7 separate regions of the Mus musculus genome follow, and regions 1, 2, 3, 4, 5 and 6 are each linked to region 7. Evidence: chromatin loops called from intact Hi-C (ENCODE). Cell type or tissue: heart. All regions are shown on one strand. Region 1 overlaps Patj (PATJ, crumbs cell polarity complex component). Region 2 holds the start of Gm40208 (a long non-coding RNA gene). Region 3 has its middle 67 kb from the start of 0610025J13Rik. Region 4 overlaps Nfia (nuclear factor I/A). Region 5 overlaps Nfia (nuclear factor I/A). Region 6 holds the start of Gm19417 (a long non-coding RNA gene). Region 7 holds the start of 0610025J13Rik (a long non-coding RNA gene).

Region 1 (4,000 bases), 120 kb before region 7:
TGGACCAGGGAGTGGCACCATTTGAAGGTGTGGCACCATTTGGAGGTGTGACCTGGTTGGAATAGGTGTGTCACTGTGGGTGTGGGCTTAAGACCCTCATCCTAGTTGCCTGGAAGTCAGTCTTCCACTAGCAGCCTTTGGATGAAGTCGTAGAACTCTCAGCTCTGCCTTTGCCATCCCTGCCTGGATGCTGCCATGCTCCCACCTTGATGATAATGGACTGAACCTCTGAATCTGTAAGCCAGCCCCAATTAAATGTTGTTTTTTTAAAAGAAAAAAAAAAAGTTATGCTGTTTAGATCATAAGCCAGTAACTTAAAGAGAAATATCCTATGGAGTGTAATAACTTGAAAATCAGTATTAAAAAAATTGGAAATGTTAGGTGGAAAACTTAGACATCTTTTTGCCTCATACATAATAAGCAAACAAATAGGCATACTGGCTACAAATACACAAAGACACACAGGGAACAGAGAAATATCAAGAGACTAGTGCAATTCGAGGGAAAACTTTTTTCTCATTTCTTCCACTGAAAGGGCGCACTAATACAAAACAGTATCAAGTAAATAATTAAATGTCTTAAAAACAGAATATATGACGAGGAGCTTTTGAAAGATCATATTCTAAAAGTTCTGGGCACATAAACCTGTGACAGAAAACCACCTCTTATCACTGAGCTGTACTAATGCAGGCATATGCCAAATCTATGTACACTCCAGCTCCACCACCACCAAATCTTATTGTTCATATTACGTTGCAAGGAAAATTAGGCTGGTTATTTCACGTCCTAAATTGCCTCCCTAAAATGTCATCTTCTAAACCCAGAGCATGTGTGGATGAAACCTCAGTCACTCAGGAAGCACAAGCAGGAAAACAGAATTCCTCAGCAGCCTTAGCAACAGGGCAGGAACTCACCACAGTGACAACTCAGAGGTATAGGGGGTGAAGACTGTTAAATGTCCCCACCTTTACAAAGCCTTTCCTATCTAAAGTTACTAGGCATTTGTTTCTCTATCTACTTGCCTTGCCTAATAGGCTCAGGTCATGTTAAATGACTAACTTTTCTTGTTGTTCTTCCAGTAATATAACAATGTAAGGATCATTTTCTCGTTTGTTCTCATCTAGAACACATTGTATACCAGAGCACATGGCAGAGTGCATATCAGTATCTCACGAATGAACAGCTGAATGCATGGGCAGCATTTTAGAACATGGTTCTCAAGGTCTTTCCATCTTTTTATGTTATTGCCTGGATACAACTCTACTGCACAGAGGCTATGAGGGGAAGAAGGGAGAGGTGAGCTGGTAGCAGGGACCTAGGGAATGAGGGCATGATAATAGCATCTGCCTGCAGAATCACATTCTTTAAAATACACACAGGACATGCTTTGTGTCCCTCTCTGCTTGTAAGGGACTATTAGGATCCTGGCTTTATGCAGTTTGTCATGGGAACACCAAAAGGCAAGCTGTGTGATGTACTGAGCCTGGTGTGAGGCATGTTTTAAAGCCAAAGGTTCTCTAAAGATCTACAGCTATATGACAAAGGAGGTTTAAAACTAATTAGAAAAACTGTGAATAGTAACTACTGCACTTAGATGAACTATTACATGCTTTACCCCAGCTCTGAATAAAATATCTCCCAACATCTTTAGATGGATTTATTAATCAAAAACTGCTCTCAGAAAAATGACACTGTAAATAATTAACAACTGGCTATAAAGAGCAATGTTAATTTTACATTGTGAATCTGAGGAGAGCTTGGTCAGCCAGACATGGCCTCTACTAGGAATTGACTTAAAATGCAGCTAAGTTAGGAAGGAAAGAAATATTCTCCACTCTCAGCCTTGAGAATCCAACCCCATAAAACAATGACCAGCAAGACAGCTCAGCATATAAAGAAAGGGGCTTCCATAGAGGCCTAATGACAGGAGTCCAATCCTCGGCTCCCACAAGGTGGCAGGAGAGAACCAGATCTGGAAAGCTGTCCTCTAATCTCTGCACCATGATATAGGGCCTGATCATACACATACACACACACACACACCCCTAAAACAACAGCACATATGGCAAACAATTGTGGAGGCAAAATACCATACATACAAAGGAAGAAACAGTAAAACTACCTGAATTGATATTTAGCTTAAGAAAGCCACATGAGACAGATAACTCATTCTTTCAAAGACTTACTTTTATATGTGTGTGTGTGTGTGTGTGTGTGTGTGTATGCACGGGCACGCGTGTGTACCCATGGAGGCCACAGGAAGGCGAAGGTCCTCTAGAACTGAAGCTACAAACACCCAACCTGGATGTTGGGACTAGAACGCAGGTGTTCCGGAACAGCAGCACACGCTCCTACCCAGTGGTCCCACTCTCCAGCCCTGAGAGAACTCATTTTAAACACTGCCTCTGAATGGAGCGTCTTAGGTGGGCTCAGCGCTAGGGTCCATGGAGGAGTGCAGCAGTGTTTCTGAAACTCTGGGAAAAAAACATCCTTCCTTTTCTATTATTTATTGTGAAGGCCACTTAAAAGATTCTCTATTTTAATAAGTGAGGTTCTGGTTGTCTAGGATAAAACTACAAATTATTTTATAAAGAGAAGACAGAATCTGCCCAAATTACTAACTGCATGTTCTCCACAGCAATAGTGATTACATTCAGATAGATTGTAGTGATTACATTCAAATTGATTAAGTCAAGACCAACAAACTCAGGTCAACCATGTTTTCTGTCCCTGAATATCCAGACATTATGTTTTTCAAAGCCTAAAGCCCATCTCTGTTCCACACTGCAGAAAACCTTTCCCTAAAGTCTCCATACAACCCCTGAGGCGCTCACACACTCACCTGTCACCTTCATGGCTACTGTGCCAGAGTCAAACCTGGACTTTTGGCTTCCGGAAACAGCATAAGGATTCCATGTTCTTCCCAGCCTTATCTACCCACTTGTATCTGTTGTTACTGAGAGCCTTGCTCACTTCTGGAACGCGTGTATGATTCAGGTCTGAAGACTTTAGACCACGCCACTCAGCTTCTTCAGCAAGAACGTGAAGAAAGCTCAGCAACAATGAAGCAGAGCAGCACTTTCAGCCCAGCCTACCTTCGAGTATTTCTGTAGCTCCTCATCGTCTGCAATCTGAGCATCCAAAGTGGCTACCTAGAATTATAAGACGGTCATTTCCCGATTTGTATGCGTGTAATTTCATTTGCTCCTTCATATTCTGAAATTTATCAGCAAACCCAGCACACCGATGAGTAATCCGACAACCTCTACCCAGTATTTCTGAAATCCACAAGTAGCACGTAGCAACACATTTGTGTTTCTGTATTTGCTACACTAATCTCCTCATCCTACATCATCCACAAGTGAAACTGAATGTGATATGTTACTGGTGTCTTGTTCTCCTTCTACATGGGCTGTTATTTCACTAACAGATAGAGGTCAACAATGAAGTACTTTTCCTTGCATGGAATTTGTTTCCTTGGATTGTCTACCAATAAAACTCAGGGTCCTATTTAAACTCCTCACACACAATCATCTTTTGGTATTGAGGTGTTGCTCAAGCTTTCATAAAGGTATACTATGCACTGAAACCAGTTCTCACTTACTTATGACACTAGTACAAGAAAAATGGTTCATAAACATGTCTCAATATATGGTTTAGGAATGCTGATGTGAAACAAGTTTGTACCTGTTCAGTTATATTGAAAATTTTTCCCCAAATGTGTTTGAACCACAGTGAGAATATGGAATCCATAATCATGGACCAAACAGACATGATGATCTGTCTAACTATACCAACTATGATCCCTTAAATTTTAATAAAAATTTTATTCTTGTACTGCCAAGATAACTAAAGACAGGGCTGAAGAGATGACTCAGAAGTTAAAAGTATGTTTATTTTATTTTGTTTTGTTTTGTTTTTTACAGAGGACCTGAGTTTGATTTCCAGACCCCCATGGTAGCTCACAACCATCTGTAACTCTGGTTCAAAGGACTCTGAC
Region 2 (4,000 bases), 390 kb after region 7:
CATTTCCTCCTGGATGTATACCCTGAGGGCAGGTTAGGGGTAGTCACATTAGCTGATTCAAGAAACTTGAGGTTCAAATTCAAAATCGATGTCAGCAAGATGGATGGCGAAAGTGGGACCTCTGGCACCAGAGGATGGTGAGACAGGCAGAAGAAGGTATGGGTGACACTAGAGGTCTTTGTTGACAATGGGAACAACATACTATACATTTCAGAAGGCAAGGAGAAAAAAATTGAAAGTTGTAATTGTTAGAATTCTTCACCAAAAGAAATACTACATGTTTGGGGAGATGGTAGGTTTAACTTGATTTAAACTTTACATAATGTACTCCTGTATGTAAGCATCCATATGGGTAATTTTTTGTGGTTTTATGCATTCAATACATTTCAAAACTATTTTTACAAAAAACACTTCTGGAGCTAAAGAGATGACTCAGGAGATAAAGTACCTTACTACGTAAGCATGAGACCCAAAGTTCAGATCCCATCACCCACATGTGGTAAAGGACAGTATGGTGACCCACCTGTTAACCAGGCACTGGAGACAGGAGATCCCAGGAGCCAGCCAGTGTGTGGGTTCTGGGTTTCATGAGAGGGACTGCCTCAGTAAACTAAATGCGGGATGGTTAAGGAAGACTTTTCATGTAAATCTCTGGCTTCCACAGGCATACACATGTATTAATGCACAGGTACACATCCCACACATACACATGCATACCATACAAAATTAAATAAATAGAATTACCTACTAAATATCTGTGCTATCCAGAAAAGAGGCAAAGCACTTATTTCTGGTTGCAGAAACTCCACAACAATAGGCTGGATGCCTCGTAGCCTATATGAGGTACCAAGAAAAGGGAGATTTCTTCACTCCAATCAGGCTCTTAAGTGAGATAATGGTCAAAACCTTTTGACCATATCCAAGCCTGAGTTGGGGTGATGATGGTGGGATGTCTATTTTCATGATGTAACTCCTAAAAGCTCTGAGTTTCCCCACCATGGCATAATATTAACGTGACCATACTTCAAAGGGTTTACTCATCACAATAAGACTGGGGCTACATATGGCATGTGTCCTTGGTCTGTTTCCTTTACTATAAGTATGTTTTTATCTTTCTAAATTTGGATATCTACCCCATTTTAGAAGGCCAGACAAATGATGTAGTGCCTAATACAAACAGATTTCAAGCAAATCTGATATGTGTGCTTGATCATTTCTCATGGTTGTATACCAAAAGAATGACTGGCTGGTGAAGATTAAATTTTTTTTTTCAATGCTGGAACATTGAGCCCTCATTTCAAACTATTCCAAGCAGGGAACACAGTGCTGACACAGCGATCACGATGGTCTTGGAAAGACTGTGGGAAATGTTAAATTTATGGTTCTTGGGGGGGGGCAGGAAGTTGGTGGATGGGTTTGTGGTGTGTATGGTGTTTTGTTTTGTTTTGTATGCGCTTTTTCTTTTCTCTTTCAGCCTCTGACAGAAACAGTGCTGTACCAACTTTCTGGCGACCTCCCAGGAAAACAGAAGGAAGCTGTATCCTGGACTTCCCCTGGGATCTAATGAAATACACAGCCCCCGGGCTTCTTTCAATTTGGACTTTCAGATTGCTAAGCCAGTATAAAGGGGTCCTAGCTGTCACAAACATCACATGGCTGGGGTCACCTGCTGCTTGGGGTTTCTCATGCCAGTTGTTGACATAATAAGTACCTCTTACTCTTTAATTACAATTCACAGTGTGCAAACTATTCAATCTGCTTTAAGGCAGACTGTCTTCTAAATGAACACTAAAATTCTATTACTAATATGGGGGTGAGATGCAGTAGAGCAACGGTGTGTCCAGGAGGGCTCTCTGCACATTCTGCCTTTGGGTAGCACTTCCCAGAAGTCTAAAGTTGCTGCTCCTTATTCTGAAAGATGGTACTTTATTCTAAAGGCTGGACTAGAGACTAAAGAGTCTGCTATACAAATGTTGCACAAGACGCTTCCTTGCTACTTTTTACATTTGCGTGACTATTATCTTTGCTACCTATGGTCTTAGCTACTCTATGTTGTATAGTTTCCATTCAACAAGATTGCTCAATTACTGCAGAAAAGAGAATGTCTACTTCCTCCAACCCCAACCCTCCCCTCTAAACCCAGGGAAGTGCTAGTCATCTTTAACAAAAGTCTAGCTAGAATTGTGTCAACACTCTATCATTTACTGGATCCTTGGATTTTGCTAACTACAGACCAGTGTAAGCTATATTATTGCAATCCAAACATGAAAGGTCATTTTATAACAGAGCTCATTTAAAATAATATGACAATACAGGGAGCTGTTCAGAAAGTGCCAACACATAATTATAGTCTACAGTTTTCTCCAAAAACAACAGTGGAAATTAGTTCTAATTCCATCCACAGAAAACTCCTATAAACTTAGGTGGGCTAACCTTTCAGTGAACTGTCCCAGGACTCTGGGAATTGTGATCTCATTTTCAGTGCCACAAATGACATAAGAGGGAACAAACACATGAAATAAACCCACACAGAGTATTGTTATGTTTAAAGTCTCATTCAAACAGCTCAGTCACACCTCCGGAATGCCTCACTATAAACTGCAGCTAGCACCACTAACTAAATGAACAATCCACCAGAGGAGAATCCAAAACTCACAAACTAGCTACATAGATCTTTTTGTTGTTGTTCAAAAAAAGAAAAATGTCTATCTTTGCTTTAATGAAGGATGTATGAGAATAACACGTGCTACTGAATCAGATCAAATCAGCCAACGACCATTCATTGCTTTTGGGGCACCACTAAGTAGCAGACAGTAGTGGTAGACAACCACCAACACTAAAGACACAGGGTCTAGGTTGTTACCCCTGCACAAGGAGCGGGTACACAACTGACAGACATCTGAGCAGGTACAAACTGCCTTTTAAAAACAGTGTGTCTTTAGGTGAACATTTAGATCTTGCTGCTGGATCCTGTCTTCATTGCTAACACATTGAAGAATTTTATTCCTTATTATCTGAACTGTTTTAGTCTTCACGTGGCTTCTCGCCATTTCCTCAAGACCACTTGTCTTCTCGTTTCCTAACAGTTCCCATCTGTGGTCTCAGCTGTTCTCAGGGGTTGGGGGGGCATGAGAAGTTCATGTTCATCTTGACATCAATAATAAGCCAACCCTAGCTTCTGATCTCTGCTCCAAATTTGGTACAATAAATTGTGTCTTTCTCTATAACAGGTATGGTTCCCCCTTAAATGTGAGCCTCTATGCCTATGTTTGGGACAGTGTCCAGACTAATCTGGAATGGAGGCCATCATCTAGAGGTCTATGTCATGCTAGCACAGGGTGGCTTCACTGATGGTAACTGCCTGCATTATTGTAGCCTTCTCACCTACTCTTTAATTTCTTGATTCTGCCCGATTTGGGGGACATTCAACTTTTTCCAATAAGCCTGCACCACATACACTGCACCATGGGGCTTGCATTAAATGTCTTCACACAAACTACATGAAACCTCTTTTGGCTGAACCTCATGGAATCACACACCAGCGTTAACCAATAATGTCAAGCACACTTGATAATTCAGGTCTTGGCCTTTACAGGTTTCATGTCCTTGGACATGAACTCTATCTGCCAGCTCTCTTTTTCCTCCCTCAGGAGGAAGGGAACTAAAGACCTCTTAACACTCTGTAAAGGATGTGTATAGGAGTGGGAGAGGAGCCATGTTTAGTACTGTTGAGACCAGAAGACACTTATCTAACAAAACACTGAACAAATATGTTTGTTTAATATGAGACTTGTACACATTTTAGCTTCATGCACATGGACAGCCCACAGCCAAATTGTTTATGCAGAGAAAAGACCCAACTTTAAGACCCATTAGTTGAAGTTCTGTGGCATCTCTGCTACACAACTCATGCCCATAAGGAATCATATAACAGTTCTAATTTTATTCATTTAAAAGAAAGGTCATATTTAAAAGCACATTAAGAATAAGCTAGATGGGG
Region 3 (4,000 bases), 67 kb after region 7:
GCCAAGATGCGAGTGGCAGGCAGAGGGCAAGGCAAGTAGTTTGCACGATAGGCAATATAGGTTTGGCCACTTAGGTTTTATGTCACCTGTCTTGGCAAGCGTTGAGGGACTTGTTTATTCGCTGTTCTGTTCCTAAATCAGGAAGCAGGAGCCCCAACTATCCACTTACCAATTACTCAGTGTTAGTGGATGTTGGCTGGGTCTAGTAGCAATAAAATTACAACCTCGGCCATCAGATAACGGAATCATAAAAGAATAAAGCAACTAGAAAAGAGTAGTATGAGGCTAGTTAAAGAAGAGAGAGAAGAAACTACTTGTAGCAACCACATAGTAAGAATGTGAACTGTCAACATCAATGGGATCTTGCTGTGCCCTGGGACATCCAGGTATTGGCTGACAACCATGTGATATGTCTGCTCCATCCCCAGGTCAGCATTGCACGCTGTTCTGAGGCAAAAGGCAAGGCAGCCGAGAAGCCCTGGCTTTGCCTGGCTTGAAAGCCTAAGTTTGGTCAACTCAAAGGAAGAAGCTAAAGCACAAAGCAATTGTAGTCTCCAATATTTCCTGAGTCACTTCATTTAGATGACTGCTACTTTTAGAATAAAACATTTTAGCCACTGGAAGTGAACCAGACAGGCTTCTGATAATATATTCCCAAATTAAACAAGTATAATATTGTAAAGATAGGTACTAAGCTTTTAAAGTAGCTATTCCTAAGCACTGACAGGAAATGTTCTGCTATTTTTTTTCCTCCTCAAAACTTGCTATAATCTGTAATGATTAGGTCCCATTTTCCTGTCCTTCATTTTTTTCCCTTATAAGTGCCATGACCGAAGGCAGCCAGTTCTGTCTGTCCATTGCCTCCCCAGGGTCTAGCACAGTGCCTCAAACACACCAGGGGCCCAATTAATATTTTTTGAGTGAATGAATGAAACTCATTCTGTCCCTTTGCAGGGGAGTCTTTATTGCCATGCACGCTCCAGACAGCATGCAGAGATGCCGGGGACTACAATGAGCATCTAAGGTATTTTGCAATTCATGGCTGACCCGCACTGACCCTTTATTTAATTAAATCTTTCACTTGTGAATGAATCATTTCTTCCATTAATTAAAATAGGATGCACATATGTCTCTGTAAAGTAAATGTCAAAAGAAAGCATTCCACCTAAAATATACAGGAGGCTCTGACCACCATCAAGAGTCATCTATCATAATCAGCTAAGATGATCAACTCTGTAATTAGACACAGCACAATCATCTCTTATGGCTTCAAAATATTAGTTACAGATTCTCAACCAATCTGTCAGCTCCTGTATTAATGGAAGGAGCAGCTCTGAGCAGGAGGCAGAGACAGACACAGACGTTTATGATATGGAAGACAGGGCCTGTGGCCTCCGTGCTGGCCAGAATCTTCAATGGCTGCGTGAGGCTGTGCTCACCGGGCACTAGTATCTGGACTATTGGTGCTGGGTGACAGCAGGGATCGGTTGCTCTGTCGCAAGACTCAATTCTGGCTCTTTCTTTTCTGCAGAAATAATGATAGTTGCAAGACCTGATGGGCTGTTGAAGGGGTAACGGCAGCATAGTCCATGTACCTTTCAGCGCCCCCTGGAGGAAAGGGGATGTCGCATCGAATTTCATCTTAAAAGTCCAGGGGCGAATGCACGCCCATCTGTTGTTCAAAAGATTTCACCTCAGAGTAAACTGTGCACTGTCCAGACTTCTTGGGGAATTCTGCCACCGAGTTGAAAAGGAAAGGGGGTGGGGTGTGCCGTGAGTATCTCCATGTCACAGGGACCCCAGTCTCTGGAACAAGGTATTAGGATCCTACATGTTTAAAGTTCACCTGATTTTGGAAGAGACAGAAATTGTTCTATTTGAAGTATTGGGCTTAGCAGGATGATAAACACTGTCCTTGCACATCCAAAGGGGGCAATTTCAGAGGAGGCCAAGTTAGCGGACCAGCCAGCGCAATCGGATGTGTTTCATACAGTGCGTTTATGGTGAGCACCAACTGCTCTTCTCAGGACTGAGGACAGTGAAGGACTGGCTGGTAAGGACTTTGAGATTACCAGGGCTGTTTCCTATGTGGGACAGGAGATGGTGGTGGTGGTGGTGGTGTTGGTGTTGGTGGAAGGCAACCGGTTATTTCAGGGTCTGTGGCAATGGCAGCTACCTCCCACCTTGACTCCTGTTTCTCAGTTCTGGGTCTTTCCTTTGGAAAACCCGGGGATGTCTTTCCCATAGCACAAGGCTAGGTCAGGAGCCAGCCAAGAAGCATTGTGTTGCTTTCAGCCATAAAAGAGCCTATGTACTCTCATGTGCTCAGGAAACATCAATAGCTTTCCTCAGACCTCAGTCCAAGTCCTTTGCATTATTGCAGAGTGTTGTCACTGATATTTTCCCATTTCATGGTACTTTAGATTTTTGTCACTTTTAAAAATAGCATTTGAGGTTTTTCTGTTAATATCTACCAACCTACCTACCTCTTTACATACCTACCTACCAACCATCCCTATCCTGTCTGTCTGTCTGTCTGTCTGTCTATCAGCTATATGCATATGAGAGAAGAAGAGGTTGTGTTGAAGACATATTTAATCTAGAGAAGGACATGAGCAAGAAAAATTACTTGTTTGCTTGGAGAGAATAGTAATTCCACACTAGACACATTCCTGTTTATTTTGCGTTGGTCCTAAGCGCACCAATCTGATAGGATAGCTGGCGAGGGAGCTGCAGGGATCTGCCCATTTCAGCCTGCCCAGGGCTGGGATCACAAGTGTATGCCACCATGCCTTTTGTTTATTTTTATTTTTTAAATGTGGGCTCTGAGGATTGACCTCAGATATTTCTGTGTATGTGGCAAGCCTTTTCTTGCTTGAACTGTCTTTCCAGAGCCATGTTACTATCTTCAAATTTGTGACTTTCCCAGTTTTTCTTCAGAAACACCTATCTTTTACGATATCTAGCTTAAAAGTTTCTTATATTTATTTTATTTTTGTGGAGAGCTTTGGAGGCCGCTTGGCGGGAATCTGACATTGGCCAAGGACAAGGAAATGGGTTTCAGTCAGGAATCTGAGATTGGCCAAGGACAAGGAAGTAAGCTCCGGCAGGAATCTAATTTTAGGGTGGAACAAAGGAGTAGGCTTCAGGCAAGAATCTGATTTTGGGCTTGGACAAGGAAGTAGGCTCAGATATTTTGGTCATCCTGACAAGCCCTTAGAATCAGTGCTGGTGGGGACTGTCTATTGCCTTGCTCGTTCCTTGACTATTTGTGTTTATTGTCTTGTTTGTTCCTTAACCTAGAACTGACCTTGTTGCTTGCATGTAATTAAAATGGTATAAAAAAGACTGGGAAAAAATAAACCCACCTCAGCCTCAGAACTGGGTGGGGTCATGCAACAATGTTGTCTAATTGCCATTTTTCTTTTTAATCTTCACTCCTGTGCTGAAGAACCTGTCTACTGACTGAGCTGGCTTGGTCATATTTTATTATATGTACAAGTGTTTTGCCTTCAGGTGTGTATATGTGTGCCTAGGTGCCTAGGAGCCCTTGGAGGTCAGAAGACAGTAAAATTTACAGTAGCTGGACTTACAGATGGTCTTGAGCCACATGTGTGTGTAGGGAGTTGAGCCCCTGTGCTCTTCAAGAGTAACAGGTACTCTTAGCGACTACCCTCTGGCCCCTGCTTTTTAGTATTGGGTATTGAGCCCCGAGTTTTGCACGTTCTTGCTTTTTCTTTTTCTTATGCCTTTGAGAATTTCATACAATGAATTTTGACTATATTCATCCTCTCCCCTCCCCACCCCAGCTCTTCCCAGGTTGACCTCCATCCTATTCCCTGCCTGCCCAACTTTGTCTCCTTTCTTTTGCAATCTGTGCTACCCATGTATTTATGTATGTATGGTCTTCTGCTGGAGCTAGGTCAGCTGACCCTCCAGTGACAACACTCTTTATTTGTTTGCTTGTCTATTTATTTATTTATTTATTTATTTATTTATT
Region 4 (4,000 bases), 280 kb after region 7:
CGCTTGAGGGTTTAGTTTCTTAACCTGTGTGTTGCATCCGCATGTGGAATCATATGGCTAAATGTGGGGGTTGTGCAAAATTGGCAGTACTAAAAGATCTGCATCAGCAAAAAGCTAACTCAAAATCAGATAGGCAACGAACCCAAGTTGTTTCTGCAATGTTCGCCTGGGTCAATCACGTGACTCTACCGCAGACTTGGCTCTGAGTGATCATGTGCTTTCCATTCCACAAGGCATCTACGCCACACACCTGTGAATGCCACCTGCGACACCTCAGTTCTGAGCTGAGACTGTTGAATGTCAGCAATTGAAATGTTTTTATATACAAAGGTCTCTGCTCTTTCAGAAGCAAAATGATTTTATTATGGGAGACAAAGAATGTTTTCCTACTATTGTTTCTCAGTATGTAGGTATCATATTAATAAATATTTGGATTACATTGGAATATTTGGCTTTAAAAGTTGTTTGAATGTCTGACTTGAGCTATATAAAAATTAACTTAACGACTTGCTTTAAAGTTAGGGCAAATTTCCTAACAATCTGTGGAATGACATTAAATATATGTGTACTAAATATACACATATGTGTATATACGTGTGTGTGTGTGTGTGTGTGTGTGTGTGTGTGAAAGAGAGAAAGTGTGAGGTGACATTCTTTGCACTGATAGACATTAAAATACTGATTCACTCTAAAAATAATGAAGATGCTTTATACCCTGAAGAGTCAAATACTCCACCAAAATTTAATTCTATGTGGAAAAATTAATAAACATATCCATCTAATTTATGACACATTTGCTTTGGTCTTTAATATATTTTATTTATTTTAAATTATATTTATATAATACATAATAGATTAACTAAAGAATTGTTTTAAGTAATTTTTATGGTTTCTCATCAGATACTGTTAGACTTCGACCCAAGATATAGAGCTAAAAGCAGGCTGTGAGTGAAACACGTTTCAGAACTGAATTAGATCCCTAGACAAATTCACAGCCTTTGAAGCAACAGAGCGAAGAGCAAAGGTTTTCTTTTCAGTTACTATGGATAAACTACATTGTCATGATTGGATACATCATAATGGTTATGACTTTAAGTAATGGCAAAAGAAAGTCTTGGGAGGCTCAATCTTCAGCTTAAAGTGCCCAGTAAATGTTACAGTGACAAAAATGACAAAAATGGCTTCATTGAAATTTAGTAACTTTCCTTGTTCCAGGTTATTCCAATACAATTTAACTCCTTTACATGATTGTAACTAAACAGAAATATAGGTGTCAAAGTATTATTCCCAGGGTATGGATGGTCCAACTGAGGCCACAAGGCTAAGCAATGTACATCAAAGCCACAAAGAAAGCCACTGTCAGAGAGGAGATTAGACTTAGGAAACCACATGTCTCTACGTTTACAATGCACACAGTGAAGTGGTCAGAAGAGCATAAACTAAAACCAACCCTAGCATCTAGTACCAAAGACTTAGATCATCACACACAGTTTTCTCTAGATCACAGGCTGGGGCCCTTCACCAGTTTTGTTGCTCCTAACGAAGCATATAGAAGATTTTACATATGTGCTTGCTGTTTCTTCGGGGGCATCGAGAAGTTATCAGAGTGTGTGTGATGATGGGGGTAGGGGGTGGATTTCTTTTGAGTGTGTATTTACATGAACTTCAACTTCCTTTAATTTATTCATTATGTTAAAGCCCACTAGGTGAGGGGAAAAGATGTAAAATATGTGAGAGATGCTTGTCTCTAGATAATCTTATTCCAGATGGGGACCAGACTTGAACATTAACTAAGAATGGAAGACAAAGGCAGAGGAGATGCAGGCTGTAGAGCTGTGGGAGGCCATGAAGCAGGAAGGGATACAGGAAGGGCATAGCTAAGGCAGCTTTGTGTCCAAAGAAGCACAAGCTGAGTACCCATAGTCTAAAAGCAGCAAGGTTGAAATGTGCAAAGCCCTAGACTTTCTGAACACTGACAGGATACAAGTTCATCACAGTATACTTGACCGCATGTGCTAAAATTGCCTGCAGGTTGTGTGTATAAGATATATTGTGTAAGATATAAGACTGTGTGTGTGTGTGTATCCATATCCATATATATATATGCATATATACATATATATGCATATATATATATATGTGTGTGTGTGTGTGTGTGCATGTTTGTATATATGGTAAGCATCTGTCGTTATACCATAGATACAAACGTGGAACAGTCAGAGATCCAGAAGAGCACATTATATTAATGACCATAGTATCTCTAAGGATGAAGCAATTGAGTTTCTTGACATAGTAATTGCTTCCCATGGCAGAGCACTTTTTTTTCTAAGTGAGAGTTTTCACATGTACTTTGTGTATCCCTCTTAACAACGATATTTCCTTTCTTGGGACTATGACAGTATTCATAAATGGATTCAGATTCACAAACGGATTCAGCGTGCCTAACATGAGCTAATGCAAGAAAAATCAGTTTACCCAGGTATATGACAAAGTAGATATTAGACCGTAACTTTCCAGGGGTTTTTTTTTTTTTGATGTCAGCTAGTAGATAACGAACCTAAAGGACAACCTGATGGAGGGGTGCAAGTATGGTGACAGTTAGCCATATTCCTACTGTCTGAGTTTCATAAATAAACTAATAAATATTTTCATCTTGCAATAGGATCAAGCTAAGTGATTTGCTGACATCCTTTCAGGGTTTAAGGCTTGTCTTTAATGTGAAATATAAATCATATTTCTTGTGGACACATTTTAATAATAAACTTAAAAGCACATGAGACTGAAGTAAGGAAAACATTGCCATGAAAACCAGACAAACTATCTACCACTTCAAAAGGAGGGAATGAAGATGACTCGTCAGCACCCTGACGCAAACAACCTCAACACAGAACGCCACATATCTGTAGAGACTCAGTAAGGACAGGAGACTGAAACACATTTGTCACTTGAAAAATAGGCAACTGGCCACATGGAAAAACCACTCACCAAACACCTACACACAAGGCGTGCACACATATAGCCTGAGGGCACATTTGATTTTGGTCTACTGTCCCTCAAACCAAAAAGGCTTGTGTCTTTTAACTTTAGAGCAATAGATTGGATGCCAAAAACTCTTTGGTCCCTAAAATTCTAAGACTATTCTCAAATATAAGAATTAGATCACTTATTGCCTCAGAATAGTTACAGGGAGTCCTCACTGTCTCCCCACTTTGCTACTTTGATCTCAAGGTTATGATGTAGACCCTATGGATCTCTGGGGAAGCGACTCACCTCTGGGTCCTGTAATGACAGGTCGGTGATGCTGTGTGAATGCTGTTCCCAGGGAGGAGGTCTGCGAAGGGGAGGGGCTGCTGAAACCAGACTTCTCAGACTTCTTCAGTGTGCTTGGAGATGGCAAGCCTGGCAAGAAGGGGGTGATTGGTGAGGTAACTTTACTCTACAGAGCAACAACTTGTGTGACCCAAAAAGACAACACTTAGAGAGTGGCGGGGGGTTGGGGGGGGGTGAAGAAATAAAATGGGATCATCTGCAATTGGAAATTTGGATTAAATTGCTTTGAATTTGTCACAGGAGCAAATCAGTAACAGAATGGCCCCCCTTTCAGGTGGTTCTGTAAGTTATTTTAATTTATTGTTTCAAATCGTAGTCCATTTGGGGACAGTTGGTGTTCTCTCTATTGGGGGGGGGGGTTCTGTATCTTGAGTCTTCAGTGTCCTCTGCAAAAGACCTGCGTGTTACATGTTAAAATCTTCACATCCAAAGTGGTTCTCCTGGGAGCAGGGGGAGCCTTTAAGAGGCAGGTCAAGGGTTATTTGACTACTGAGTGAGTTCCTGGGATCCGATCCCTCCCTCTCTCGCTCTCTCTTGCTTCCTGGCTAAAGACAAGCAGTTTTACTTATATTCTCCCTGCCTTGCTGCCAAGCACTAGTGAGTCTACCTGGGACGACCTGGGAGGTCTACCTGATCATGAACTAGATCTTCTAGGACCTTTTCGAAAGCT
Region 5 (4,000 bases), 400 kb after region 7:
TTAAATAGAATGCTGGTTTAAAATAGTCCATGCTAACCAATACAATGTGATAGCAGGTAAACAACAACAACAACAACAACAACAAAAACCCTCCAAAATACCAAAAAAACAAACAGCAACAACAACAAACCACCACCATCAACAACAAAACCCTCCTTATAAGCCTTGCCAACAAAACAATTTACATCTTCATTTGGGTAATGACATCTCAAATTCCTTAACTTAGAACACATTATGTAATGCAGCTGCTATTCTGTGTCCTTAAGCCGTTAGCAGACAAGCTGTTAAATGATGTTGGAGGCTCTTACCAGGAGCAGGTAAGGAAAAGAAAGGCAGACATGCTCGGCCCCCACAAAACCCACAAATATTATCAAAATGTTTCAGAGTCTGTTCAAAGGCAAGCTGAGAACTAGATTCTAGACAATGGCAACCGAGTGTCACAGACTGTACCCATGGTCTTATCTCATGAGCCCAGGGAAGTCTCAGTCATGTAGTACGAAACTCTCCTTGGGTAAGGAGACAACGTCCACCTCTCAGCCCAACAATAACTCTTAAGGCTCATCTAAACAGAGAAAAGGAAAACTTTGCAGATTTTGGTGTTTTTCAAAACATCTTTGGCTTCACTCTTTCACCTTTTAACATATTTAATTTTGAAGTATTTGATTACATAAAAATAGAAAACCAGAACAAAAACCAAACCAAACCAAACAAAAAACCCTACATTATCATTGAAAGCATTTCTTAATGTCTAACAACTTAAAATACAAGCAGTAACTGTGCACTGCTGGGACCGACATCGTTATAAAACCTGTACAGCTTCCTACACTGGTGAATTAAGTGAAATGACAGTGAGTGAAATTTTACAACATATGGAAAAGGAAAATGACAATCCAATAATCCGAAAATATCTTTTCATACTGAAATAAATAACACTTTACGGCACGATTCAGTAACTTCCTTTGAATGTTATGAATATTTAATAATTCCATATCAACACAGGGAGAAGCTTTATGATAAAAGGACCATATTGTTCATACTTTTGGGGGGAAAACAATCCCCAAACTATTCTTTTATTAGCCAACTATTATTGCCAAATCACAAACAGGACAATAAAGCCTAAAGAATTCTAAATTTTGTGATGGCCAAAGATAAAAGACTAGAGTTACTAAATAAAACGGCAACACATTTATTTAAATACCAGTGCTCCTTGGGGTGTACGAGGCACCTGGCTCATCCTCTAGCTCCAATGAGGTGCAATAGAAAGAAAGGCACAGGAACGGGGGGAGACACAGCATCAACTACAGTGCTCACATTAGTGCAGGGCTCTTAAACCTGAAGCCTGAACCGATTTCAATTCAGGAAATATTTTAATTCATATAATACCATCCAAAGTGAAACAATTCATTAAATCATGCTCAGAACTGGAACATTACATAGGAAGACATTATGCTGAAATGGGTCAGCCTAACCTCGTTATGCTACTCAAAGTCTCTCTGCTGAGTGACAGTATCTGCAGTGATATGACGTAAACCATGCTAGGATGGCTTGGAATGCATTGATAAATTGCTCTATTGATCCTGTTCTGCTTCACTTACCATAATTATAGTGCAGTAATGGAAGACATGAATGATAGATTTTCAGTACAGAAGAAAGCCCGGAGTTTGCCTGTTTCTTTATGAGATTATATAAAACCCTTTCAATTAATACAACATGATTGATATGTAACACTGAGGACAAGGCCTGATTCTAATGTTCTTCCTAAGGTATTGCCATTCAAATATTTGTGTTATTTCAAATAAAAATATTTAGTATTTTAAAGAAATATAATTCATAGGATGTTGCTTCCTAATTTACTTTAAGGATTTATTTCTATTACTTTTAAGTGTATGTGTGCATGCATGTGTGTGTGTCTTTCTATCTGTGTGTCTGTGTATGACTCTGTGTGTCTGTGTATGTCTCTGTGTGTGTAACAGTATGTTCACATGAGTGCAGATGCCCCTGGTGGCCAGAGGCATCTCATCCTCTTAGAGATGGAGTTACATATAGTTAACAGCTGTCCACTGTGGGTGCTGGGAACTGAACTCTGCAAGAGTAGTATGTGCTCTGCACTACTAAGCTAGTGGTTAATATTTCCAGCTCCATGTTTCCTAATGATTTTACAACCTATTTTGAATCCACTAAGAAATCTCTTTCAAAACTTGAATAAACTTTACACAGTCTTACCATCTTATCTTCATTGACCACACCATAACCAATGAAAGGAAAATTACAGTGTGTGTGTGGGGGGGGGGGGAGGTATTAGGTATTATATTGAAGAATAAATGTTAGACTGGAAGGACACAGGCAACTAAAAGAAGTTTTAGAAGAGAAAATAAGCAATTACTAATCTAGACAATAAGAGTCCATTGGAAAAAAATCAAAGAAAAATAGAAACTTCTTAATATACATCATATATAATGGTTAATCTCCTAATTATCCAATATGCATAAAATCCAGCATATAGTGTCAGATATGCATTAAACCCACATGAGCAGGGAGCTGACTGTATACCACCCTGATACTGTCACTGTAGAGATTACTGTTTCCCCAAAATGGATATATTTAAATTAAATGTGTCATTCTTTGTCATGGGAAAGGAATGTGAAAAATTCCCAACTTCATTTTAACAACTCAGGGCAGGACTTGATTTGTTTTTCATTTCAAAATACGCACTAATGCAAAGATCTCATTTTATTCGCTTTTGCTGTTTAGAGAAAAATATATAAATATGGTTGATTTTTGTAAGAATGATCAACTGGAAGAAAGAAAATTTTCTTCCACAACTAAACGGTGTAAAAATTGATCTCAGCTTCCCTTCTTGGATTACAAAGGCTACCACGGGAATTAAATGTCACCCAGGAGGGCTGTGACAGCATCAAGCCTTCCCTGACACACAAGGCCTGCAGCCCAGACATTGAAGGCTTACATCAGGAAAACTCAGCATGCAGGGAACAAGTCAGAGCCAGCTATCGACCCCACCATTGATTTCGACTAGGAAAACCAAGAAGGGAAAAGCACCAGAAAAGATAGAATTTCCTTTTTCTTTTTCGCTCCCCAACTTAGGGCTGCCAAACTTAGGTCTTCCCAGGCCCGAGCCCTGCATCCTGCATTGCAGCCAGCCAGGATGTCTGCCTGAGATAATTCAAGCTGAAAGCAGACAGTTGGCAGTGGAAGCTGCTCCTCCAGGGACATGCAGCATGGCCTTGCACACACAGAATGCAGCTACTTGACAGGAGGGGACAGGAGGGGACCTGTGACTGTCCAGGTGATAGCTGACCATATCCCATGTCGAATTAAAAAAAAAAAAAAGCCTTACACTACCACTTACAGAAAGTGAAACTAGCTATACCTAAAATAGCTTCTTTGTCTCTCGGACAAGGGATCACGGATACTCTCAACTTCTAACCCAAACACACACACACACACACACACACACACACACACACACACACACACACACACACACACTTTGCTAGTGTGTTACGAGTTTGCTTTTTAACTTTCACATAATTTAACACACAGAGGGTCAACACCAAGCAGAAAAGAAGGAAAGGAGACTGCTTGCTGTAGCTCCTTGGGGTCTTAATCACATAATTTTGAATTGGTTGAGGATCATTTACTTGGATCATTATAATCATATCCTACAAGTATTCCACCATTTAATTTGTGAAACCCATGACCACAGAGCATGCACATAGAAAGAATTATTAGATACATTTACTTTATTGCTAAATTCAGAGATGGCTCCAAGCCATTTAAAAATAATAACAATAGTAATAATGATTAATAACAATGCACTTCCATTCTGACTCAGACTCTCTTGAGGGGTTTTACCACTGTTCACTAATTAAGTCTTATACCCGATTCCTAGGTATATGAGCACTGTTAGGTCAATTATACACCTGGGAAATCCCGGCACCACAAGTGGGGCCCAGCAAATCATGATCTAGGGAAGATGTAG
Region 6 (4,000 bases), 450 kb after region 7:
GATATCTATGATTTTCTGTCCTTGTAGGACAGACATGGAGGCAACAGTAAAAAATGTAAGTAATTGAACAAATTAGCAGGGGCATTTTGGATTTTCCTAAGAAATGTTCCATAGAAAAGCATGATTGCCAACCTCAGATTTCTCCTTTATAGAGATATCATCTGAGCCGAGAACTGAAAGGCAAGAATGTATCACCCAAAAGAAAAGGGAGGAAAATCATTACAGGCAAACAACACATAGAAAAGGGACTGGCAGAGTCCTGACCTCAAACGGAGACCTGCAAGGCTCAAGCATGGAAGAATCAACAGGATAAAGTGAGGCTAGAGAGGTGGTGCAGATGCCAGATCTTGTAGGGCAGGCCCTGGCCACCAGCTTGAAGTTTATTCTCAACACACTGGGAAACACTAAGCATTGTAAGCAAAGGAATGGCAGAAACTACTGTAATTCTTTAGATTGCTAGGCTGGGTGCTGTGTGAATGAGCAAAATGGATATTTGATTCTAATTGTTTGTTTGTTTGTTTGTTTACTGTTTTATTTTTCAAGCTTAGCTTCTAACATTTTTATAGACTGGAAGAATCTTGATTCTCTCCTTGAATGTCCTCAAGGTGAGTATGTGGGAACTGAGGCACAGGCCTTTCAAGACTTGCTTATGGAGTCAAGCAAGGAAGAACAGACTCAATTCACTTACAAAGTCAGATGGAGGGGGCAGGGTACAAAAACCATAACAAAGCATGAGATTTTCACCAGTCTTTGGTTTGGGAAAGCTAAAACTCCGCATTTGACATTTGTAGTTCTCCTTCTATTTTGAAATCTGTACAATGTAGCTATATCTCACAGAATTCTCACTTTAATGCCAAGTCCTTCAGCTTTCAACTCAGACACATCTACGGAGTCTGTAGGGTTAAACGCAGCTCCGCGAAGTCAAGAGAACTGTGTGTTCTGTCTGGGAAAAGTTCATGAACGTAATTTTAAGCTCTTGTTTTCTTTCAGTTCCTTCCTTCAAGTTTATTGCTAAAAGCCCGACTCTCTAGGTCCCATTTAGCCATATTCCTACAAAAGCTCCCCAAAGTGACAATGCTTTTATTTTATTTTATTTTTTAAGAAAATAAAGCCAAAAAACAAAAGGGGGAGGGGTGGGGAGCCAGTGTGAAGTTCCTCTGAGTTCCTGCTCTCTTGGAGCATGGCTCCTATCACACAATAATGTGTTATTTTGTTGAATTTTGGCATTCATCTAGCTTGTTTGGTCAGAAGCCAAAAAATTAAGAGTGTGTCGGTCCACCAGTTTCTCAGCAGAGAAGCGCTCTTCTCACCCAGCCAGTGCGCCGTGCCCTTGGCCTCTGGCCAAGAAGGGAAATCCATTTTACATAAAGAATGCTCCGAGCTCAAGTGCGCAGAGACTTTTTACCTGCTGAAATAACTTTGTGGAGAAATGCCAGTCCACTAGACACATTCTGCAGGCACATTTGGCATGCAGCGCAAGGCAAAGAACTCTGCGGAGGAAGCAAGCTTTTTCAGAACAAGGAAATGGCTGTGCTGCCCTCGTGGCACGTCACGTGGCTTGGCACGGCGCGCTGATTGGCTGCGGCGGGTAAACACGGCGCCATGTACGGCTGCGTCGTCGCCTCACAGGTCGTGAAATGGCGCCGGGGGCCCAGCCGGCCACGGCCCCTTGAGTTCCTTGTTTTTGTTTTTGTTTCTCTGCTTGTGTTTTAATGAAGCTCACGGATTTGAGTAGAAACAGATTTCTCACAAACTTGCTTCTCTCCGGCTCGATTTCACAGCTCGGCATACATTTGGGCTGTCTCAGGCTTGACAGCGTTCCAGGGAAAATACTAACTGTAAACTTTGCAAGGAGAATTAAAGGAGCAGGCAGAAATGTCAGGAGGGTGTCCTCCCTTCACAAAGCACAGGCATCTGCACCGAAGGCTTCCAGTAAGGTCCTACCTCTGCAGGGCACAGCGGGAAGGAAGGAAAAATAGATAATTCCCCTTTGGCCGAAGGCATGAAGGAGCTCTCTTCCTCTCAGGCCTGACCAGTTGAACATTGCACACTCTGGTGTATAAATATTTGCCTCTGGCTGAAGTTCAAGCCCTATGTGGCTGCCAGACACAACAGAAAACCAACATTCAAGGGAAAGTGTTTACTGCGGTGATGGCCAAAGGAACAACAGCCAACAAATGAGCACATCTGATTGGCCAGGCCTGCCTATGGCAATATCAGAAAGCACCAGGCCACTAGCCACTGACCACTGGGGTATTCCTACCCCTTCAGGAAAGGCTACGTTCTTTAATACAAGACCAGAAGACTTGCTGGTGGTTTCCCATGTGTTCCTCCAGAGCAAGCAGCCCAAATAATCCTAAACCATGCTCTTAACTCTTACCACTCCAGCAAAACAAGTGGATGCTTCTTCAAGTTACCCAAGTAGGATCTCTAGCCTTTTTGTATGTTTCTCCCTTTTCAGGTTCAGGGTAAGGCTATCTGCATGTCTCCCAATTCCCATTACTAAGTGTTCTGTAATAGAGGTCTTTAATCATCATCTGGTGAATTTTAAGCTTTTTTTTTTAAACATTCAAGGGGAAAAAAAAAGAAACCTTTGAAAGGTATCTAAACTCAATTTATTTATTTTGAAAGATAAGAGCTTGAACCCAGAGCCTTGCACACATTAATCAACTGGCTACTACTGAACTATATCCAGGCTGGTATTTGTTTGTTTTTTGAGATTAGGTATATTAAAAAGTAGACTGCTCATTCTGGTCTTGAATTCACTCTGGAGCCAAGACAAGTTTCAATCTTAGGATTCTCTTGCCTCAGTTTCCCATGTATATATTTCTACAGCTGGTTAAGATATTGCAAAGTCATACACCCTTCAAAATGCCTCACCCCAAACTAGAATAGTTCTAAAACATATAGAAATAATAAAACTGGTCATCCAAAGATTAAGATCTCTAACGGGGATAAAGAAACTAAATGAAAAAGGATCATCAAGAAAATCTTCAGAAAGTAATGAACTCATGGGTCATATTAAGCATGTAGCTGACAAGGCCGTTTTCCAACAGTTTCTATATGGGGGAGGGGATTCTTAATACAACTGAAGTACATTATGAACTTTTGATCATTGTCATCTTTATAGTCCAGTCTAAATAAACAGTTCATGAATCACACTTTTCCTTAGCATTGCAAAGGAAATATATTTAGCTGAACTGAAAAGATATTTTTTAAAAGTACAAAAAAATTTAGAAATATAAAGATATGAAAAGTTTTAAATTATTTTGATTTTATGTCACAATAATTTAGGTAAAACAAACTGCTGTTAGGGATGTTGTTGTTGTTTTGTTGTTTTTGTTTTGCTATTGTTGTTTTTTTTTTTTTTTTTTGAGACAGGGTTTCTTTGTGTGATAACCTTGGCTGTCCTAGAATTCACTCTGTAGACAGGCTGGCCTTGAACTCACAGAGATCCCACTGTCTCTGCCTCCCAAGTGCTGGGACCAAAGGCATGTGCCACCATACCTAACTCTGCTGTTAGGTTTTCATTTTTTAAAATAAAATATGCATTTGGTGAACTAAAACATTTGCTATTCATTGAAAACAAAAAGTTTATATCCTACACAATATACAGGATTAGTTTTGAAAATTCCTCAAGAGCTCAAATCTTGATTAACCATCCTAGGCTTAAGGAAACTTCTAAATTTGATTTCATTACAAAACTAAAATAATTTGTTGAGTAATTCCATTTTCAAATGTTCATGAAGCTTTTAACAACTATATTGCCCTCCTGCGATTCTCAACCAAATGGTCCACTTAAATTTGTCTGTATTGAACCTTAGAAGCCCAGGATTTAGCATTGAGTCCAGCTTTCAAGTGATCCCTGAGAATCCTGTGCAAGGGGGTCACAGAGGAATGCTCTGTTCCCAGCTGTGAACAAGACAGAATTAGCTCTGAGATGTTTCCTCCCACTGCCCTACTGGACGGAAAGGTCGAGATGGTCAGCTCTTGTAGTCTC
Region 7 (4,000 bases):
GACCTCCAGTTGAGAACCAGTCCCACTGAGTCCCTCCGTGAAACAGTGGAGGTGTGACCATGGCTGGATCTAGGAATATGCTTATGAAAAAGAAACAGGTAATTCATATCATGCCTTCACTAGCTGTCAATAGAAGCATGGGACCCACTCTGGAGCTTTGCACTGGAGATGGGGAAGTGAATGGAGGCAGTGCAGGGTGAGCAACTTATCCTATCACGTTAAGGTTAGGAGCCGGAGTCAATCAGGAGTTCGAGTAGGTAGGCTCCTCACCACTGGGGACTGAACCAGAGCTGAGCCTCTCAAACTCTCTGAGCTTCAACTATTTCATTCAGGATAAAATGAAAACAGGATAAAAATGGAAAGCCTCATAGTCCTTCTGTGAAGACAGATGAGATTCTATACATCATGTAGTTAGCCCAGAGCCTGGAATGTAGAATGTACTTAACAATCACGCATGGCTACCATTGCCATCACGATCAACAGTTAGGATGTGTTTCTATCCTCACAGTGATGTGATTTCCACTTGGTCAGTGGGTTGTGGTCTGAATCTGCAGCTTTGGATCCCAGCCTTCCCAGAATCATAGTCACCTGACAAAACGAAGTCAGAACCTTATGCTGGAAGGACCCTTTATATTATAGACTCTGGGTGTTAATTTCTACAGCAAAAGTTCTACTTCAACTGACTGATACTATCTTCACGTCTAGCTGTCATTGGGAAACTCAATAGCTGCATTATTGCACATCTTGGAGTAGTAGAGGTGCTATAGGATCAATACTGGATATCAACGTGTGTTGATTCAAAGAAAATGCACCTGCCTGCAGTTCACTAACACACAATCTCCAAGACTCCTTTAGGCTCTAAGAAATAGACTCTTACCTTTAGACCAGTTGGCATTAGCTTGGAGCAACACTTGATTTTTGGAACGAAAGTGTATGAGCAGCTGCTTTGGCTGAGAGAAGAAATCTGGGACAGAAGCTCAGGGATCAACCATAGGTAGTTGGTGGAGCCAGCTACCTCCTTTAGCCAGTCGGCTAAGAATATGTGTCAGGGCAGGCTAGCTTACAGAAAGATGAAATGATTCTCTTTCCTTACAAAATAAATACCAAACACGTCAATAAAATGTAGGTCTGAACTAGGTCTATGACCAGCAAACTGACATAGGAAAAAGCACTTAACGTTCAGGAACCCGTCTTTACGCAACTGTAAAGGGAGGCTATGGGATGAATTTGGCAGTTGTACATTACTGCTGCACACATTGGAGAGGGGATACACACAGTTATTGTAGACTTTACTAGCCACCAACAAAATGTCTGACAAACATAAATATATCTGAAAGTTGTTGTTGTTGTTGTTTTTTTTAAATAGGTTGGTTCATTCATTCATATGTTCATTCACGCTACTGTTGTGGGAGCACACACTCTTCGCTGAGCGTATACTGGGATCACAGACTGCCTTCGTCCTCAGGTTGGGTTTACATAAAGCAGTTAGATCAACTCCTAGGGCAGAGCACTTAGACAGGAGTTTCTGAGCTGGGTAGGCTAAGACGGGTGGCCTTTGTTGGAAATGCTGTTGCTAGTGGCTGGGACCAGGTCCAGCCAGCTCACAGCAGCTTGCTTTGGGGTCGCACTGACGCTTGCCTGGTCGCCGGTAGGTGGCGGCAGACGCCCTGGCGGAAGGCGTTGCGCTGCGCCCCGCTGGCTTGGCTCCGCCCGCCGGGTCCGATGCTTCGCGCTCCGCCTCCGGAGCAGCCGAGTGCGTCTGAGGCGATCCCGTGCCAGGCTTGGGGACGCTGCCAGGTTTCTCTCAAATCTTGGCCTAACAAAGGGAAGCAAATTACAAAAATGGAAATTTTCAAACTAGCGTTCAGTTGTATTGAAATCGACGTTTGTGTAGCACGCAGGCACAGACCACATTCATGCTATTTTGTGATTAAAACGATACCAAAAATACCTCCTTGCTTTAGTTTTCATCTTCTAAAACGGCCTCTTCCCCTTTTCTAATTGCTGCTTTACTTTGGGGGAGCAGCGAGCCCCCGGCCACCGTAGAATTGCTAACATTTGCATCAGGACAGTTGAAATCTGGCCCGGGCTGCTATTCTCTCTGTCGTCCCCACCCCAGTCTTTCCTCCTCCCCGTCTCTTAGACTCCGCTGTTTCTCTCGTTCTGTCCTCCCCCCAACCCCCCTTCCTCCTTTTCTTTGGGAGTTGAACTTTAACCCAACCTTGTGTGTCCTTTCAGCCTAGGGGAGTACAGATAAAGACATTGCTAGGCACTGTACGGGGAAGTTTTGTGTCTTGTGTACTCGGTTTCAAGTCTTAGGACAGCGCGTAAATCCTCAGGGCTCCTCTTGATTCAAGCAGCAAAACCTGACCATGGCCTCACCAAAGCTCTGGTTACCTTGCTCTCCCATTAAAAAACAAAAACCAAACCAAAACAAAAAAAACCCCAATGATTTTGAAGCGGCTCTTGAGCTGGCTCTTGAATGGATTTTACTTAACATGAAGTTGTATAGAGCCCGACTGTGTCCTCTTGGCTTGTTTTTGCAGTTGCTAGACAGGCCCAGTCCCCAGTGGGCTTGTGTGAAAGGCGCCCTCCTCCCACCCCCAGCTCTCCGCACCATTTCTTTCCTTGGAAGCTTTGACTGTCTCCTTCCGCAGCAGCTGTGTCTGCAGTGCCTGGAGACAGGTGGGGGAGTAGCCTCCCGCTGAACCTGCCAATTCCCTCTCCAAGGACTGTCTGAATAGCTATTAAAAATTAAAGGACACGCACACGTACACACACACACACACACACACACACACACACACACACACACACACACACACGCTTTCGTTCTTTGTTTTCTGGTGGAGGTCACTGTCACACCAGAGCAATGGTACTGCTTTGCCGACTGAGATTAAATTCTACAGTCCTTCTCTTGTCGGCACTCACCAGCCCACAAGAACCCATTGCCACATCTTTTGGGCCCTCTAGAAGATCTGAGTTCTAGGAGTGGTCAAGTGCCCACTTGCAATGGATCTGGAGAGAGAGGTGCTCCCAACCCCAGGAGATAAACACAGAGCTCATGAGACCATGGTTGCAGTTAGGGATCCCTTGTTTATCTGTATTTGAGTCTCAAAACTAGAACTTTCTAGGGCAGGTGTTGAGTATCCTCTGCACACTGGTAAGAGTTTAACAGGTTCCAGAAGAGAACCGGAAGTCACATTTTCGTTCCCAGCCTGGATTCAGGACCTTCTGCTCTTCCCTGGGGGCTTGACCCTCAGTACCCAGCTACCTCTCTGCTTTTCCCAGGGCTGTTGCCCGCTCTTAGAATTCCTCCTCCTCCTCTTCTCTGATTAGCAAACGTTTGGTCTCTTTAAAGACGTCTTTCAAACACACCCTCTCCAGTCTTTCATGGCTGTGCCTGTGCTTGGGTACCTCTGTAGTCAGTAATCCTGCCTTAAGTTAAATGGGACAAAGTTGCTTGACATACCTGCTGTGCTGTGCTGTGCTGTGCTGATCTCTCTCTCCCTCTCCCTTCCTCCCTCTCCCTTTCTCCACCCCTCCTCTCCACTCCCTACCTCCCTCTCTTTTCCTCTCTCTCCTTCCCCCAATCTCCACTCTCCTTTCCTTTCTCTTCCCCCTTCTCTCCCTTCCTCCCCTTTATCCCCTGAGAGAATATATTCTTTGCTCAGGCCAGGAATGTATCTTTATTTATCTCCTAGCCTGCACACCAAAGATGCCCGGGAAACTCTATGTGATGATAAGGAAACACACCTGGTTCTTAAATGATCCCAAAGGGCCAGCTTGTTTTTCTCCAGTTCTTGCTCCATTGGCAGGCATCTCTAAGTATGTCTGCAGAGTGGAAAGGAAAAACTTAAGGTTGTGTTCACACGTGACTTTTCCATAGTTCAGGGAGAGTCTTCTACTAATGAAGGTTTGATGAGCACACAGATGAAAACTCCTGTACCCCAGCGTGTGCACAGGAGCAGCACTCAAGGAAGACCTGCGACCCGAGAAG

Evidence for each region. A loop is a pair of places that touch in the nucleus more often than their neighbours do. Peaks named below come from ENCODE experiments on the same cell type or tissue, not always from the same donor. Only the 100,000 strongest peaks of a DNase experiment are listed, where the experiment ranks them.
Region 1: it touches region 7 in a loop (2.3-fold over the local background); 3 of 42 quality-filtered maps call a loop at or near these places.
Region 2: it touches region 7 in a loop (2.7-fold over the local background); 5 of 42 quality-filtered maps call a loop at or near these places.
Region 3: it touches region 7 in a loop (3-fold over the local background); 12 of 42 quality-filtered maps call a loop at or near these places.
Region 4: it touches region 7 in a loop (2.7-fold over the local background); 2 of 42 quality-filtered maps call a loop at or near these places.
Region 5: it touches region 7 in a loop (3-fold over the local background); 7 of 42 quality-filtered maps call a loop at or near these places.
Region 6: a loop joins it to region 7, with 8 times the contacts of the local background. A loop is called at or near these places in 5 of 42 quality-filtered maps.

Annotation. Positions count from the first base shown.
Region 1 is chr4:98,442,903-98,446,902 of GRCm38, reverse strand. It overlaps Patj (PATJ, crumbs cell polarity complex component), which reads right to left. Exons shown (of 44, transcript NM_172696.2): 14 at 3,096-3,152. Among named protein-coding and RNA genes, the nearest start is that of Patj, 49 kb to the right of the region's middle. In heart, a CTCF peak has its summit at 1,937 (motif pointing right); no DNase peak of the experiment used is centred here.
Region 2 is chr4:97,934,659-97,938,658 of GRCm38, reverse strand. The region is part of intron 2 of Nfia (nuclear factor I/A); the gene reads right to left. Gm40208 (a long non-coding RNA gene) reads right to left here and starts at 819. Exons shown (of 2, transcript XR_867944.3): 1 at 745-819; 2 at 1-610. In heart, no CTCF peak of the experiment used is centred here; a DNase peak (open chromatin) is centred at 1,528.
Region 3 is chr4:98,252,657-98,256,656 of GRCm38, reverse strand. No RefSeq gene overlaps it. Among named protein-coding and RNA genes, the nearest start is that of 0610025J13Rik, 67 kb to the left of the region's middle. In heart, a CTCF peak has its summit at 1,611 (motif pointing left); no DNase peak of the experiment used is centred here.
Region 4 is chr4:98,040,950-98,044,949 of GRCm38, reverse strand. Nfia (nuclear factor I/A) reads right to left here. Exons shown (of 11, transcript NM_010905.3): 7 at 3,271-3,399. Among named protein-coding and RNA genes, the nearest start is that of Gm34218, 20 kb to the right of the region's middle. In heart, no CTCF peak of the experiment used is centred here; no DNase peak of the experiment used is centred here.
Region 5 is chr4:97,919,863-97,923,862 of GRCm38, reverse strand. All of the region lies in intron 2 of Nfia (nuclear factor I/A), which reads right to left. Among named protein-coding and RNA genes, the nearest start is that of Gm40208, 16 kb to the left of the region's middle. In heart, a CTCF peak has its summit at 1,992; a DNase peak (open chromatin) is centred at 3,202; H3K27ac peaks cover 918 bases.
Region 6 is chr4:97,866,604-97,870,603 of GRCm38, reverse strand. All of the region lies in intron 2 of Nfia (nuclear factor I/A), which reads right to left. It overlaps Gm19417 (a long non-coding RNA gene), which reads left to right and starts at 1,595. Exons shown (of 2, transcript XR_376437.4): 1 at 1,595-2,421. In heart, a CTCF peak has its summit at 3,980; DNase peaks (open chromatin) are centred at 1,553, 2,103 and 3,943; H3K27ac peaks cover 1,551 bases.
Region 7 is chr4:98,320,125-98,324,124 of GRCm38, reverse strand. 0610025J13Rik (a long non-coding RNA gene) reads right to left here and starts at 2,769. Exons shown (of 3, transcript XR_376450.3): 1 at 2,618-2,769; 2 at 878-1,816. In heart, a CTCF peak has its summit at 1,648 (motif pointing right); DNase peaks (open chromatin) are centred at 1,694, 2,154 and 2,644; H3K4me3 peaks cover 1,456 bases; H3K27ac peaks cover 1,961 bases.